Regions from separate parts of the Homo sapiens genome. Here all the other regions are linked to region 4. A link is a contact called in ENCODE Hi-C or POLR2A ChIA-PET data. All regions are on one chromosome and are shown on one strand. The core of a region is the stretch at or near the end of the contact, and the rest is flanking DNA. Distances in the headings are between cores, read along the strand shown. Region 1 holds the start of GNPAT (glyceronephosphate O-acyltransferase). Region 2 overlaps KCNK1 (potassium two pore domain channel subfamily K member 1). Region 3 holds the start of TTC13 (tetratricopeptide repeat domain 13). Region 4 overlaps SIPA1L2 (signal induced proliferation associated 1 like 2).

Region 1 (2,970 bases), core at 77-2,576, 1.3 Mb after region 4:
AATAAGGCTTATAGGCAGTTAGCAATCAGAAACCGAAAGGTCTTGATAGAGAGGGAACAGAAGTTTCTCCATGTTCCAAAGAATATTGGTGTCTCAATTTGAAGGAACCCATATATTCTCTTTCAAAACTGGGGTGTTTATCTTGCTCTGCTGTGTTATCCCTGTTTTGACCTTTCTGCACAAATGAACACTACATTTAAGCCAAAATTGGACAGTAATCACCAGGATATGCTAATATGCTTTTAAAATGAATTCTTTCATTTTCTCCTAAAGTAGCTAAAAACTAATTTAGTGGTTAAAAACAACAAGAAACAAACAAAAACCAAACCAGTTGCCCCAGGTCTGTGCAATCCTGAAGGCTATAAAGCTCCCATCTCATAATTTCTTCATGAAAATCGTGGGTGACCAACATCTGCCAGCCAAAAAGACCCGTTAAAACCAAGAGAGGAAGAGGGGGTTGGAGGAAAAAAAGACAAGCGGGAGAGAAGCTGGGTGGCGCTGGCTGTCCTCCAAAATGATTTGTGGAAAAGGTACAATAATGACTGGAAGACAAGAACAGGCAATAAAAATGTCTAGAAGTTCTAAATTTTCCTGAAGTGTTTAAAACTCTATTCCCACATACAAGCCAAGTGCTCTACTCCCAGGAATATAACAGCAGCATAGGGCGGGGTGCGGAGCCACAGGCTATCTCAGGGCGGGTCAAACCCGCAAGTTTCTCAGGTTTGCCCAAAAGGTAGCTCGACATGCCCTCGCTAGAGATGGGGAGACTCCAATTCTCATTCCTCATTCTCGTGTCCAGGAGCTTTCTGAAGGCCCCAGGGCCTGATAGAAAGAAAGAGAAGGAAAAAGTGGAAAGGAACCAAAGGAACCATAATCCGTAGAAACTTCCAAAAGCATGCACACACAGACACACAGCGATACACTGTTGTCCTGGAAACCAATCCAACCAACTAACCCCTCCTCGGGAGCCTAGGGGCCAGCTCTTTTGGGCAAGGGTGGTGGGCCGGAGGAATAGGGACTGGGAGAAAGGGGTACTATTTCGCGCGGCTCCGCTCTGGGCCTCTTTTCCCTGGGCGCCTACCGAGTAGAGGAGCACGACAGCGCTGGGACTGGTTGGGCCAACGGAGAAATAAGAGTTAGATGAACTGGAAGACTCCATGGTGCGGCTGCCTTCCCGGGCGGGGTCTGGGATTCTTTGCTAAGCCGTGGTGGTGCTCCTGCTGGGGGCGGTTCTTTCGCTCAGGACGGCCCTACTTCGCCTAGGGCGGCGGCACCCTCTGCAGCCGCTACACAGGATCCCGGGCGCCGCCATCTCAGCCAGGACGGAAGCCGCGCAGGGCCCTGCAGCGCATGCGCGCAGTCGCGGAACCCGGAAGCGGGGGTGCAGCGCGGCAGAATGAGGGTTGATTCCTCGGCTGACCCCACAATGTCGCAGGAGCAAGGGCCGGGGTCCTCCACGCCTCCCAGTTCTCCGACACTTCTTGACGCTCTGCTCCAGAACCTTTACGACTTTGGTGAGTGCGGGGTCCCAGGAGCCCACGTGGAGAACAGATTTGAGGAACGTGGGTCTCCTGTGTTGCCCGTCCTGGGTTGGCCTCTGCTTTGAGGCTAAAGGTTCTTGCATGTCAAGCACCCTTCGTCCCACCTGGTTCCAGTAGCGAACACATTTCTCCATCGGAAGTCACCCCTCGACCGGGCTCTGCTGAGTTATTCATCAAACCTTCCAACTCGTCCCCAAGTGTGGGGACCATCCTACTTGCTTGTAGGAAGCACCAAGGCTTTCCGATTTAAAAGTAGCCCGCTTTTCCACGTTTTCTTGAGCCCTGGGAAGTCCCCTTTCCCCATGCCACCCCCAAGACCTGCCTGACCCTGGTGCGATGGTGTCATTTCGCTCTGGGGCCTCGGGCCTGTTGGATAATACACCAGCTTCATCCTTGTGTGTCCCTCTCCAGAGACATCATAGTCCTTGGCGAGTTGTCCTTTTCACGACTTTTTTTTTTTTAAACAAGTGCGCTGATCTTTTACTCTCCGTTCTTTGTCTTGATGGGGGAAAAGGAAAATAAAAGAGCCTATTAAAGTCGCATGGCATGTCAGTAGGAAGACAGTGCCTCATACTCTGAAGAGCTTTCCCGGGAGAAGGTGACACCCTTTGCACATGCACCAAAGAAAATCATTAGATTTCAGGACAACACACATTTCTTAAATTTACAGCGTGATATTTTAAAAGCTATTTTTATTTTGGAATGACTGCTCAAAATTCTAAGTTCACCTAAACAGTAGGAATAATAGTTAAAACTGTTGAGAACTTGCCATATAGCACATGCTTTTCGTGTATTTGCTCATTTAATTTTCAACTTCATGAAATAGACACTGTCATAAATCCATGATTGCAGATGTAGAAACAAGTACTAGAAGTTCATGAAACCTGATGCAGGTTGTCTGACTGGTAATTTTTGCAGAGCCTGGGTTCTGATTCTAGCCCCAGACCCCATGCTTGTATTAACTAGCATTTCTGTGCCCTTGGACATATTGGAGGACAGAGAAGACTTAGTCTCTGACCTTGAGAAGTTTAAAATCTAGAGGAAAAGACTATTCTGCAAAATAATATAGTTCATGTCAACACAGGCTGGAAATCATGGTAGGAGCTCTGAAGGCATTGAATGTGTCTATTCATTTTTATATCCTTAATGCCAAAGTTTAGTTGGCTCTTAAATGTTTATTGTATAAAAGATTAAGCAAATAGTAGCAAGCATAAATCAGCAGCTGGTAATTTAGAGAGCTCTGTGGTATTTGTAATACATGTGAGTAAGGATGCCTAGGATTCTGGTTAGAACTTTCAGGTGACTGGTCAGAGCTTCAACAAGTGAAATATAGAAAGAGGAATTAATAGAAAACAAAGGCATTCAAATTGAGCCAGTTGTCTTAGGTTCATCTTAATTCCTAACTGTGAAAGAAAATAGGAAGACTATT
Region 2 (3,295 bases), core at 60-2,559, 1.1 Mb before region 4:
TTGATGCACCAAATTTCCACAATGTAAGACCCTTGCAAAATAAAAAAAAAAGTCACAATAGGAAAATCTCAAACATGCTACAGAGACAGATTTAAAAAGTTACTTGGCATAGTCAAATAAAGTAAATGGTATACTGTCTCATTTCAATTTCAACTATAAGTTGCTAAGAAACTTTTGTTTCTAAATTTGCCATATATACATTGCTGAAACTACATCCTAAAGGGACTGCCTTCCTAAATTGAGGATATCAGTATTTATCACAGCTCTTCCCAGCATGGAGGCTTTAACAACAACAAATACCAAAATAAATGTATTATGCCAGACAATCAGGAGGCTCTGCTCTCACTGAATTCTGAATAAGAGACAGATAATACTGTTCTAATTCTCCAACATGTGCTTCTGCCAATTTAAAACTTTTCTTCTTTGAAACAAATAGCTGTTTTTAGTAAGAGGTCAGTGTACTTTAAAGAGTTAAGAAGGTTTTGCATTGCCTATTTCCGTTATCTTGAGGTCTCCAGATTTGTAAATATCTCCTCATTCATTTTCCAAAAGGCCCATAAAGCTGGTTTGGAGAAAGTATGAGTGTGATTTTTTTCTCAGGTAAAAAAAAAAGTGACCCCATGTCAGTAATCTAAACATTACTCGATTTTTTTTGAAGTCAGACCAAATTTCTGTCTTCAGAAAATGTTTCTTTTTTCTCCCACTTGTCTTCTTCAACTTTTGAACAAATACTTTCAAAATATCTTGGTGGCATGACTACTATAGAAAGAAACCAGTGTCATAAATGGAGTGATCTGGGCTAAACTTTATCTGTCCTGGGAATCTTTTACATGATTCATTTAGAGACTACTCCCACCCCTTGGTCTCTCTTCCCTTGGATTTCTGAGAGCTTAGGAACTCCCACTCTGAGATACTCTGTGTTCTCTCCTCACGTGGAGTGTATCTGCTACTTTGAAATCAACATCCCTACCAGACACGTGTCACATTTAAGTTCACGCACAGGACCATGTCCTGGAATGATAAGGCTTTCTGCTGCTGTTCTACCCTGAGGGCATTCCGCAGGCATCTTAGGAACTCAATCTTGAAGGCTCAAGCTAAGCAAGTGAGTTCAGCTTGTACTCATCACCCAGAATTCTCTAGTAGTCACTTTTACCTCCAACTTCCCACTCTCTCGCCTCCAACTAAAGGGTTCCCAAGGTCAGTTCTGGCTTAGCTACACTGTTCATCTTCCACCTCCTTGTCATGCCTGCAGCAAGCCGAATTTCTGTTCTCTGAGAGGCTGACCCAGAGCTCCTCCTGGGTGACCAAGCTCGCTTCTCCCTGGGGACCAAAGGGCAGCATCATCGGCCAAAGACAAAAAGAAACCCTGGGGAAGACATCCTCCCTTACTTTCCTGCCTGCTAGGGTGGGGGCCGAGGCAAAACTTGCTCCTACTTTTCTACTTTGCCCTTCACATTAACAACAATCTGAAGGGCATTAAGGTTTAATGTGTTCTCTGCGGATTCAAACGAGTTCCTAAAATTAAGTACTACACTCTATTACTTATTAATCACATCTGATTCAGAAGTTTTTCTTCACGTACTTCCTCATTTTCTGGACTTTGAACTTCCCTCTCATGTTAGAGCCAAGCAGCTGTAGCAAACTAGCCATTATTTTTTCCTGCATTGCATAAAATAGAATAACACTCTCCAAGTGTAATCCAGCTTCTGTGATTTATATTGATGAGCATCTCAGGACTCTGCTCCACACCAAGGCTTGTGACCATCGGAAATGTTGCAGATCCAGTTATGGCAGGATGCATGCCTCTATTCTCCAAGGATTCTCTATTCTACCCTTAACCAATGATCTGGCCTCATGACAGCAGTCTTCTATTGCAGGGACATGGTCAGCAGGGAGGAAATATGCTTACGGGGCAGCACACTTGGATTCCTCTAAAAATCATATACTATCCCTCTAAAATCACCTATATTTTTCCATCTCCCTGTCCTCTAATCAGTAAGATATTTAAGCATGTGAACCCCTATTGAGATATTGGACAATCACTCTGTAATTCTTTCTGTGTGCATGGTAGTTAATAAATGTGTATGCCTTTTCTCATTAATCTGCCTTTTTGTGAGTTGATTTTTCAGCAAATCTTCCGAAGGGTAAGGGGATGCTTTCCCTTTGCCCTGCAGTTGGTAATAATTTACTCATGGCAGCACATGGTACAGAAGGTAGAAGGTTACTGAGCGAGTGACCCACTGTCAGGAGACTGGCCCGCGATCAAAGTGCTTGGCTGGCTCATCAGAGGGCGCTGATTTTGCACTGATTTTTACCAGCCCCTCAACCACCAACTCCTGGGCAGCCACCCATGGGAGGTAAGGCTCCATTGCGGGGGTCAGTGGACATTCATTATCACACAGGGGCTTTCTCATTTTCTTTTCTAAAATCCTTAATATAATAGTATCCTGTGTACGTCATCTAAATGTGACCTTTATGTTTTCTATGAAGGACTATATATATATATATACGTATATATATATATATATATACACACATATATATATATATACATATGTATATATATACATACATATATATATGTATATACACACACATATGTATATATATTCTACATAGAGGCACACTTCTGATATATGAAAGCATAAGATTACAACCAGCTGTGATTTTTATTTATTTTAGCTTCTAAATTTAAAATTCTCAGATTAATGTAACATAATCTGTTCATTTAGGGATTCGTGTTTAAGTTCTATGCTTTAGTGCTAGGTGGCTGCAAATCACAATGTACTTTCAAAACAAAGTATCTTAACCTTTTAATAAATCCTTTTCATAACCTGTTCAATTCAAAAAAATGTTTATAAACATGTTAGACATCTGACACCATTCTATCGCAAGAGGGTAGAAACATTTATTGCAGCAGAATACTATGGTTATTCACTCTCAAGTTTATTATTCCCCTTATTTTATTGTAGCAACTCTGGATTCTTTAGTATAAAGAGAAATCAAAAGAAACAAAATATCTATAGTCTTAGTTTCAGAACTACACTAGGATCTGGTGACCTAAACCATATGTACAGAATATAAACATATTTATACTTTATATGTACATAGTTAATGGTTACCTATGCATTATAAATAGTAAGTTTAACTTAGATTCTACAAAAATAATCATTTTGGGTGGGTACATGCAAACCAGTACACATAAACCTATTTATAAAACACATCTCTATGCTTTTTTTTTTTGCTTCTAAATATAAATTTTGCTATTTAGCCATCAGCTAAATGATCTAAATGC
Region 3 (3,257 bases), core at 7-2,506, 1.6 Mb after region 4:
TTGGCAGATTATACAGGTATACACTCAGTTTGTCAATTCTCTTGTATATTACTACAGACCATAATTTACTAAAGAGATTAGAAAATCACAAGATCTGAAATGGGACAAAAATGTACTGTCTATTCTGTGACAGGTTCTTTGCTAATTAATACCCCCAAAGAACCTCCAACTTTGTAGACTCTTTAAACATAAGATTATTCTCTCTGCCGTAAAATAAAGAAGGGAAAGAGTAGCAGGAGACTCCATAGGGCCTTATAAGCCAGTTCAGGGATTCGGGCCTTAACTCTGAGATGGAAAATCATCAGAAAGTTCAAGGTATTCTACGAACACCTTGAAATGAGAATTTTTACTTCCTCACTTTTGGGTTTTGTACCACCAACGTCTAGCATAGTGCTTTGTACACCGTAGACATCCAATAACGACAATTGATGAAACCTTTAAAAAGCATCGTAGGTGAATTCAACATGGGTTGTGGAGGGTAAGGATGGTACCATCTCTCTGTCAAAGGGAGAAGAGCTAGAAGGAAGTAGCTTTGGCATGAACCAAAATGTCAACCTAATTGATCTTTAAATTTCTCTGCAAAATGCCCACATCTACCTCTGTCTGTCGGTCCGGTCCGTTCGCCGGCTTAGGTCATATCACCCAAATATGCCCCAGTATGAGAAAAGCGCTGTCGGGTAGCTGAGTTCTCTATCAGTACAGATATTCATGCAAAGATCCCGGGCGGGAATGTCAACTACCGAACTAAAGACTGTATCAGAGGACCCTGCTCCTCGCGGTCCCCAAATCCCGCCGCGCCATTTTCTTCTCAAGGGCACCCCACACCTGACAACTCACACAGATGGTTATCTTCAGCACACCGTGGTTATAGTCTCGGTACAACTCTTTGGCCTCCTGGTTGCATTCGATGCACCTGTACTGGCAGGAGGCCGAGGCAGCAGTAGGAGTCGCTGCCACCCCATCCACGTTCCCCTTCCCCTGCTGCAGGCCGCTCCGCCCGCCGTTGCCCATTTCCACTCAACTGCAGTCCAGAACTTCCGATTCTGTGGAGGGTAAGACGTCAGACGCCAGACCGGAAGACTTGCGCCGCGCGGGCTTATTGGGATTCGTAGTCCCGGCACCGGCAAGGCGGCCCCGGGCTGGCCGAGCTGGGACTACCATTCCCAGCACACAATGCTTCTCCCCTTGTCCCGCCCCCTTGCCACGGTCCACCTGCCCGCCGTAGGTTAGAGGCGGGGAGGCCTGAGAGCCGGGCAAGGGCTGTCGCGCATGCGCCTTGAGGGAAGATGGCACCTGCCGGCTGCTGCTGCTGCTGCTGCTTCTGGGGCGGCGCTGTGGCCGCCGCGGGCGCCGCCCGGCGTGTCCTGCTGCTGCTGCTGCTGGGGGTCCTGTCCGCCGGGCTGCGGCCAGGCGCCCTGGCCACCGAGCACTACTCGCCGCTCTCCCTGCTCAAGCAGGAGCTGCAGCACCGGCAGCAGCAGGAGGCCCCGGCGGGCGGCGGCGGCTGCAGCCCGCAGTCCGGGGACTGGGGGGACCAGTACTCTGCCGAGTGCGGCGGTGAGTGGGCGGCGGCGGGCGTCCGAGTCGGCCGGGGCGGCGGGGCAGCGGGGCTGGGGTCCCGGGCCGGGGTACGGGTCGCCCGGGCCTCACGCCTCCGGCTGCGGCGCGCGATCCGCGGGAGCCGGCTCGGCCAGGGGTCCTGGCGGGCAGCTTCCCGCCGCTGCCACCCACGCCGCCGCGCGCCCTCCTGCAGCCGCCTTTGGGCAGGGCGGCGAGTCGAGAAATGAGCTGACAGCATGCTCCTGGGGCCAGGGCGGCCTCTCTCCTGAGTCTGAAGCAACTGTTGGAAGGGTGGCGGAGGAGATGGCAGGTGGCCCGGGGCAGCCCTGTTCCCGCCGCCGGCCTCCCGAGGATGCCGAAGGGGCGAGGGAGGGGCGGGCGGACGAGCAACCAGCCCGGCGGCTTGCGGAGCCCGCCCCCGGAGGGAGACGCCTGGCACATCTTAGGCCTGGAAATCAGGCTTCCTGACCTCCCGGGTTAATGTCTCGTATACAACAGTTCCTAAAAATTGGATCCCTGGAATGGAAAAAAAGAGCAAGCCCATCTTATCTGCTCGTTGACATCTTGCTTCCAGTTGTTTAAGATCAACCTGCGATCTGTCAGGTGTCTCCCAGAGGGAAAAAAGGCCCCTGCAGGCCTTGAGCCTGTGTGTCAGTGCCGTGTGTGTATTGGAGCTACGCCAGCTCATTCATTAAGAATGGGCGCTATTGGCTTCAGTTTAATAAATCATAGCAGATGCCTCTGGGACAAAATACGTGTGTACATTTTTTTGTTTTGAAGTTCTGTCGTGGGTCTTTTTACCCATCAATCTCCTCCCTTTCTCTTTCCCCCTTCTCTATGTGAGTTCCCTTATGGCTTGCTTTGGGAAGGACCGGGGTCTACCGAACCCACTGGGAGATGGTTGCTTTTAAGACTTGGCAGTGGTTTTCTTCGGCATTGTGTACCTGGGAAAACAATACCTTTTTTTTTTAGTTGAGATGAGACGTCAAGATTAGCACAATCTGATTTCCTTTTAGTACAGTCTGACTTCCTTGAGGAAGTGTCACTCACTGAGAGGTTTGTGACTTTTTTATTTTGCGGTAGGCCTTAGCTGGTAACGGCGTAAGTAACACGGCCAGCCTTGCACGGTGGAGAAAGAATGGCATTTACTTACCTCTGTCACTTTCTGTATCTCTGAGCAAGTGAATTACCTGTCTTTGTAAAATGCCTCCTCTGTAAGTGGAAAACACTGTTCACCTAATTGTGGGGTTTTATTTTCCTCACGAGGGTGCTGTGAGGGAAATGAGAAGTAGCCGACATATATTGAGTGCTTGCTGTATGCCAGGTGCTGTTATAAGTGCTTTAGGTCTATGAGCCTAGTATATTAGTCTATCAGAAAAACAATAACCACCTCATTAGATGGTGGCTCATTTTCTCAGATGAACAAACTGAAACATAGTGAAATTGTCATCTTCTTGAGATCCCACAGCTGCCAAAGGAGGAACCCATGAAGTCGGGCTCCAGACAAAGCCTTTGTCCTAACCATTAAGTGGTTGTAGGTAGGCAAACCACATCTGAAGTATTTACTTGCATATGGTGCATGTTGGGTAAATTTCCCTTTCTCCTTTGCTCATGTGGTGCTCACTGGCTAAAGGAGCCCCAGCGTTTAGACAGTAGAAGGTATGTATCGATTAATACTATGATATCTATTGGTATCA
Region 4 (3,372 bases), core at 84-2,583:
ATTCCTCTTGCTTTCAGACAGCCTCTAAGTAAGTGTGTGTGTGTAAGAATTGATAACTTTATATTTTTTTCCTCTCTTTTCTCTGGTAGTTTATTTTTAGTAGTAAAATAGTGGCAATGGATAATTCAGTCACGTTTTCCTTCTTTTTCTTATTCTGGTAGCCCCTTCCTAAGAGTGATTAGTGGGAAAAAAAGGGACATAAGGGCTCAGTCCCACTAGAAGCACCCATAGAAGTGGCCCTTTATGATGGCAGGCGGCACTTACAGGCTTAGGCTGTTGCCATTTCAACTGTGTTCTTATTTTTTTAAGCAAGAGTCTCAGCCAGTTCTAGTAAATTAAAAATTAGAACATAAGAAGTGAGGAACAAGAGTTCCTCTTGGGCTGGGATAAACTGGATTTTGAAGTAGAGCAACCTCCGTTCACTGACTCCTTGGTCAGGAGTTTATTGGTACAAGGGCTCGGAAGCATTTTCCTCTCTCCTTGTCATAAGGTACCGCATCTTTTTGATTTTCTTAGACTCTGCCCTAACATGGCCTCACTAAGGAGACTAGAAAACTGAGAGAAAACCTTGCCAGTCAGTAAACTGCATCACAAGGCCTGAAGAGAGAGCTTAAAGGCAACACACAACAAAAGGCAGAGGTGCCAGATGGCTATGCCATTCTGGGTTAAAGGTTAAACCTCATCCTCCCTGGAGACCAGCCAGAGGCAGCCACATTCCTGGCCCTGGTGGGGGCTCCTGGCCCAAGGGCTCCACTGCCCATCCTCGGCAGACCCAGGGAGGAGCTGGGTTTGGTGTAGAACAGGTAATGGGCAGCACAGTACTCATGAGTAGCAAACCTTACAGGACTGATCCCGTCATGACCAATATGGAAATGTCAGTACTCGAGTACCTGTGTGTGTTGATCTTCTCTCTGAAATATAAACAGCTAAATTATTTTCCAATTTGGTCAAGGAAATAGGGAATCACATGTGAACTATTTTTGTAATAGGCCGAGTTACTAATTTTTGTTTAACTAACTCTTTCCATTTAAATGCTTTTTGGCTGTTTTGTCATTGTTCCTATGTGGGCTGCTATTTTCAGATAGGGTGCTGGAGGTCAGTAAGGCCAAGAGAGACGGTGAGCACTCATCACTGCTCCCCTGTGTTGGCTGCACTCCGGAAAATGGGCACACACCTTGAAATCAGCCGTGTTCTGATTTACCCGGCTTTCCGTTAACCAGCCCTTTAACTTGACCAAGGTTTATTCCCTTTTGTTTGCTGTAAACTATGTTGAGGAAACTCTTACAAAGCACAGTCCTTCCTGTTTGTATTGTCTGCATTTTAGGTTGATGGGGTGGGTTTCATTTCTCTCTTAGAGTCACTTCTCTAATCCAGTTTCTTTTGTCTAATGCATGGTAAAGAATTCACTGTTCGATATGACTGACTTTGGTCTGCAGTTAGTTGGAAGATCTCATATTCTTTCACTGCAGGACAATTTTTTTTTTCCTTTTTTTGTTTTTTTATGGTGGTAGAGATATTGGGAGGAATGCAGGGATGGAACTAATTTGTGTGTGGCTGGTTGCATGGGCGAGGCCCAATGCCATGTGCTTCTCTAAGCCATGTTCCCGTTCAGGAAGTAGGTAGGGCCCGAGAGCTAGGGTCTGAATCAGCATGTGACATCAGGTCCACTGTGTTTCTCCTCCATACCCTCTGCTTTCCAGAAAACAGTGTGTATGAACTCCAGCTCACTTTCTTCCAGCAGTCTTGTTAAAATGCTGGTGCTATCACTGAGTTAAATTTCTTATTTCTCCTTCAACTTTATTAAGTTTGGTTTAATTTATTTACTTTCTTCAGACTCAAGTTGTATACAAAAATAAATGGAGCTTTATTGAATCTCACTGCGCAATTGGTGACACACACCTTTTAGAGAAATAAAGTCAAGAGTCATTTTTATGGGGCATCTTGAGATAAACTCTTGAGGGGTTTTGTGTAGCCTGCGTGGGAGGGCCCTGGAGGTGGAGGTGAGAGACTGTGGGAATTGGGGAGGTGAGGACTGTCTGTTCCATGATGTGCTCCAGCAAGGTGTCTGGGGACTTGACTTCCCTTGTGGGGAAGAGGATAGGAGAGATGGAATTCCCGGATTGCGTTGCTGGATTGCAGGCACACTCCAGTGGGCTCTGGAAGCCCTCAGAGGAACCCTTGACTTGAGATAGAGCGATGACTTCCTGTTCTGTGATTCGTCCTCCTTGGCTGGATGGTTTCTGAACTGCTGCAGGAAGTGTCTGTTTAGTTGTGCAAGTATTGTTTCAGGAATTAGAAGTTGTGTTTCCTTTCCTGAAACGCATATGCCTTACTATAGATAAGGAGATTCTTTTTTCTTTTTTATAGTTCTTATACCTCAAGCATGCCATTTTTCTAAACAGGAGCCTATATGTGAATGCACTTATCAGTTTTCCCCTGGGTTCAGTAAAATGGATTTGTCTTAGATTCCTGTAGTAAAGTTGTTGACAGAGAGTTGAGGGAAGATCAGCTGAAAAGCATCCAAGTGTGGAATCCACTGGAGAACAGTGCTTTGCCCATTTAAGTGTCTGACAACTGAGTTATTTGTAAGTTATGCCAAGGATATTTTTAGAACTCAGTATCTTATCCTTAGGTTACCAATTATTTTGATTCCCCAACAGACTCCAAAGGGTACAAGAGAAGTGAGATTGGAAAAAAGAATTTCTGCGAAGAGAAGCTCAACTGAATCTTAACTATGGTAATTAATTGGCAGAAAATCAATAATTCAGTGAGAAGCCTCTCAGCCAATGGTGGCAAAAGACAATGTAGTGAATGTTAGTGGATTTGGGAGAGTATACAAGTACCAGTGAGCTAACTGGGTGAATTTACATACTGTGTTACCGTAGTGTTACACAAGACTAGTCATTTGGGAAATTGATGGAAGATTAATGGAGATCCAAATGTTTAAATAGTTTAATCATTGTCTGACCCTAAAGAGAAACCTCAGTGAATACGTATTTGGCTTAATGAATTGAAATGAAACTGCGTTTTGTCACCCGATGGTGAGGAAATTTTAGCTCACCTGCTTTATGTCTCAAATTCTTTTCCATAAACGTGCCCCTGTGTTTCCTTGAGGGAACTGCCACCTAAATGTTTCTTTCAGATAGTGCTTCTCAATTATTTTAGTCTCATGCCTTTTTTTTACACTCTGGAAAATAATTGAGGACTCCAAAGAGTTTTTGTTTATGTGAGTTCTATCAATCACATAATCTACCATATCAGAAATAAAAAAGGGATTTTAGAAATCATTATTGAATTTAAAATAACAATATAACCACCTGTATGTTAACATAAATAATACTTTCGTGAAAAATAACTATTTTCCAAAACTAA

Evidence for each region. A loop is a pair of places that touch in the nucleus more often than their neighbours do. ChIA-PET counts read pairs that join two places held with the same protein, here RNA polymerase II (POLR2A). Pooled maps may share reads with other maps.
Region 1: a loop to region 4 is called in a map with no recorded cell type, with 4 times the contacts of the local background. The contact joins the promoter of GNPAT here to the enhancer-like site in region 4. A Hi-C loop is called at or near these places in 1 of 37 single-sample maps with no recorded cell type and 1 of 50 pooled maps. POLR2A ChIA-PET finds 5 or more read pairs at or near these places in 1 of 52 experiments (activated naive CD4-positive, alpha-beta T cell).
Region 2: a loop to region 4 is called in a map with no recorded cell type, with 3 times the contacts of the local background. The contact joins two enhancer-like sites. A Hi-C loop is called at or near these places in 3 of 37 single-sample maps with no recorded cell type and 3 of 50 pooled maps.
Region 3: a loop to region 4 is called in a pooled map, with 3 times the contacts of the local background. The contact joins the promoter of TTC13 here to the enhancer-like site in region 4. A Hi-C loop is called at or near these places in 2 of 37 single-sample maps with no recorded cell type and 2 of 50 pooled maps.

The regions. Positions count from the first base shown.
Region 1 is chr1:231,239,568-231,242,537 of GRCh38, reverse strand. It overlaps GNPAT (glyceronephosphate O-acyltransferase), which reads right to left and starts at 1,326. Exons shown (of 16, transcript NM_014236.4): 1 at 1,082-1,326. The coding sequence starts at 1,159. It overlaps FSAF1 (40S small subunit processome assembly factor 1), which reads left to right and starts at 1,363. Exons shown (of 7, transcript NM_152379.4): 1 at 1,363-1,514. The coding sequence starts at 1,397. RefSeq lists enhancers at 424-1,313, 1,294-1,633.
Region 2 is chr1:233,671,870-233,675,164 of GRCh38, reverse strand. KCNK1 (potassium two pore domain channel subfamily K member 1) reads right to left here. Exons shown (of 3, transcript NM_002245.4): 3 at 2,651-3,295. Among named protein-coding and RNA genes, the nearest start is that of MIR4427, 49 kb to the right of the region's middle. Within about 2 kb of position 1,309, at least 4 of the 41 ENCODE cell types and tissues checked have a DNase peak (open chromatin) inside an H3K27ac peak, as active enhancers do.
Region 3 is chr1:230,976,860-230,980,116 of GRCh38, reverse strand. TTC13 (tetratricopeptide repeat domain 13) reads left to right here and starts at 1,256. Exons shown (of 23, transcript NM_024525.5): 1 at 1,256-1,557. The coding sequence starts at 1,287. ARV1 (ARV1 fatty acid homeostasis modulator) reads right to left here and starts at 1,023. Exons shown (of 6, transcript NM_022786.3): 1 at 838-1,023. The coding sequence starts at 1,011. RefSeq lists an enhancer at 792-1,091 and silencers at 1,372-1,631, 1,652-1,941.
Region 4 is chr1:232,588,837-232,592,208 of GRCh38, reverse strand. All of the region lies in intron 1 of SIPA1L2 (signal induced proliferation associated 1 like 2), which reads left to right. Among named protein-coding and RNA genes, the nearest start is that of SIPA1L2, 40 kb to the left of the region's middle. RefSeq lists an enhancer at 755-1,255. Within about 2 kb of position 1,333, at least 7 of the 41 ENCODE cell types and tissues checked have a DNase peak (open chromatin) inside an H3K27ac peak, as active enhancers do.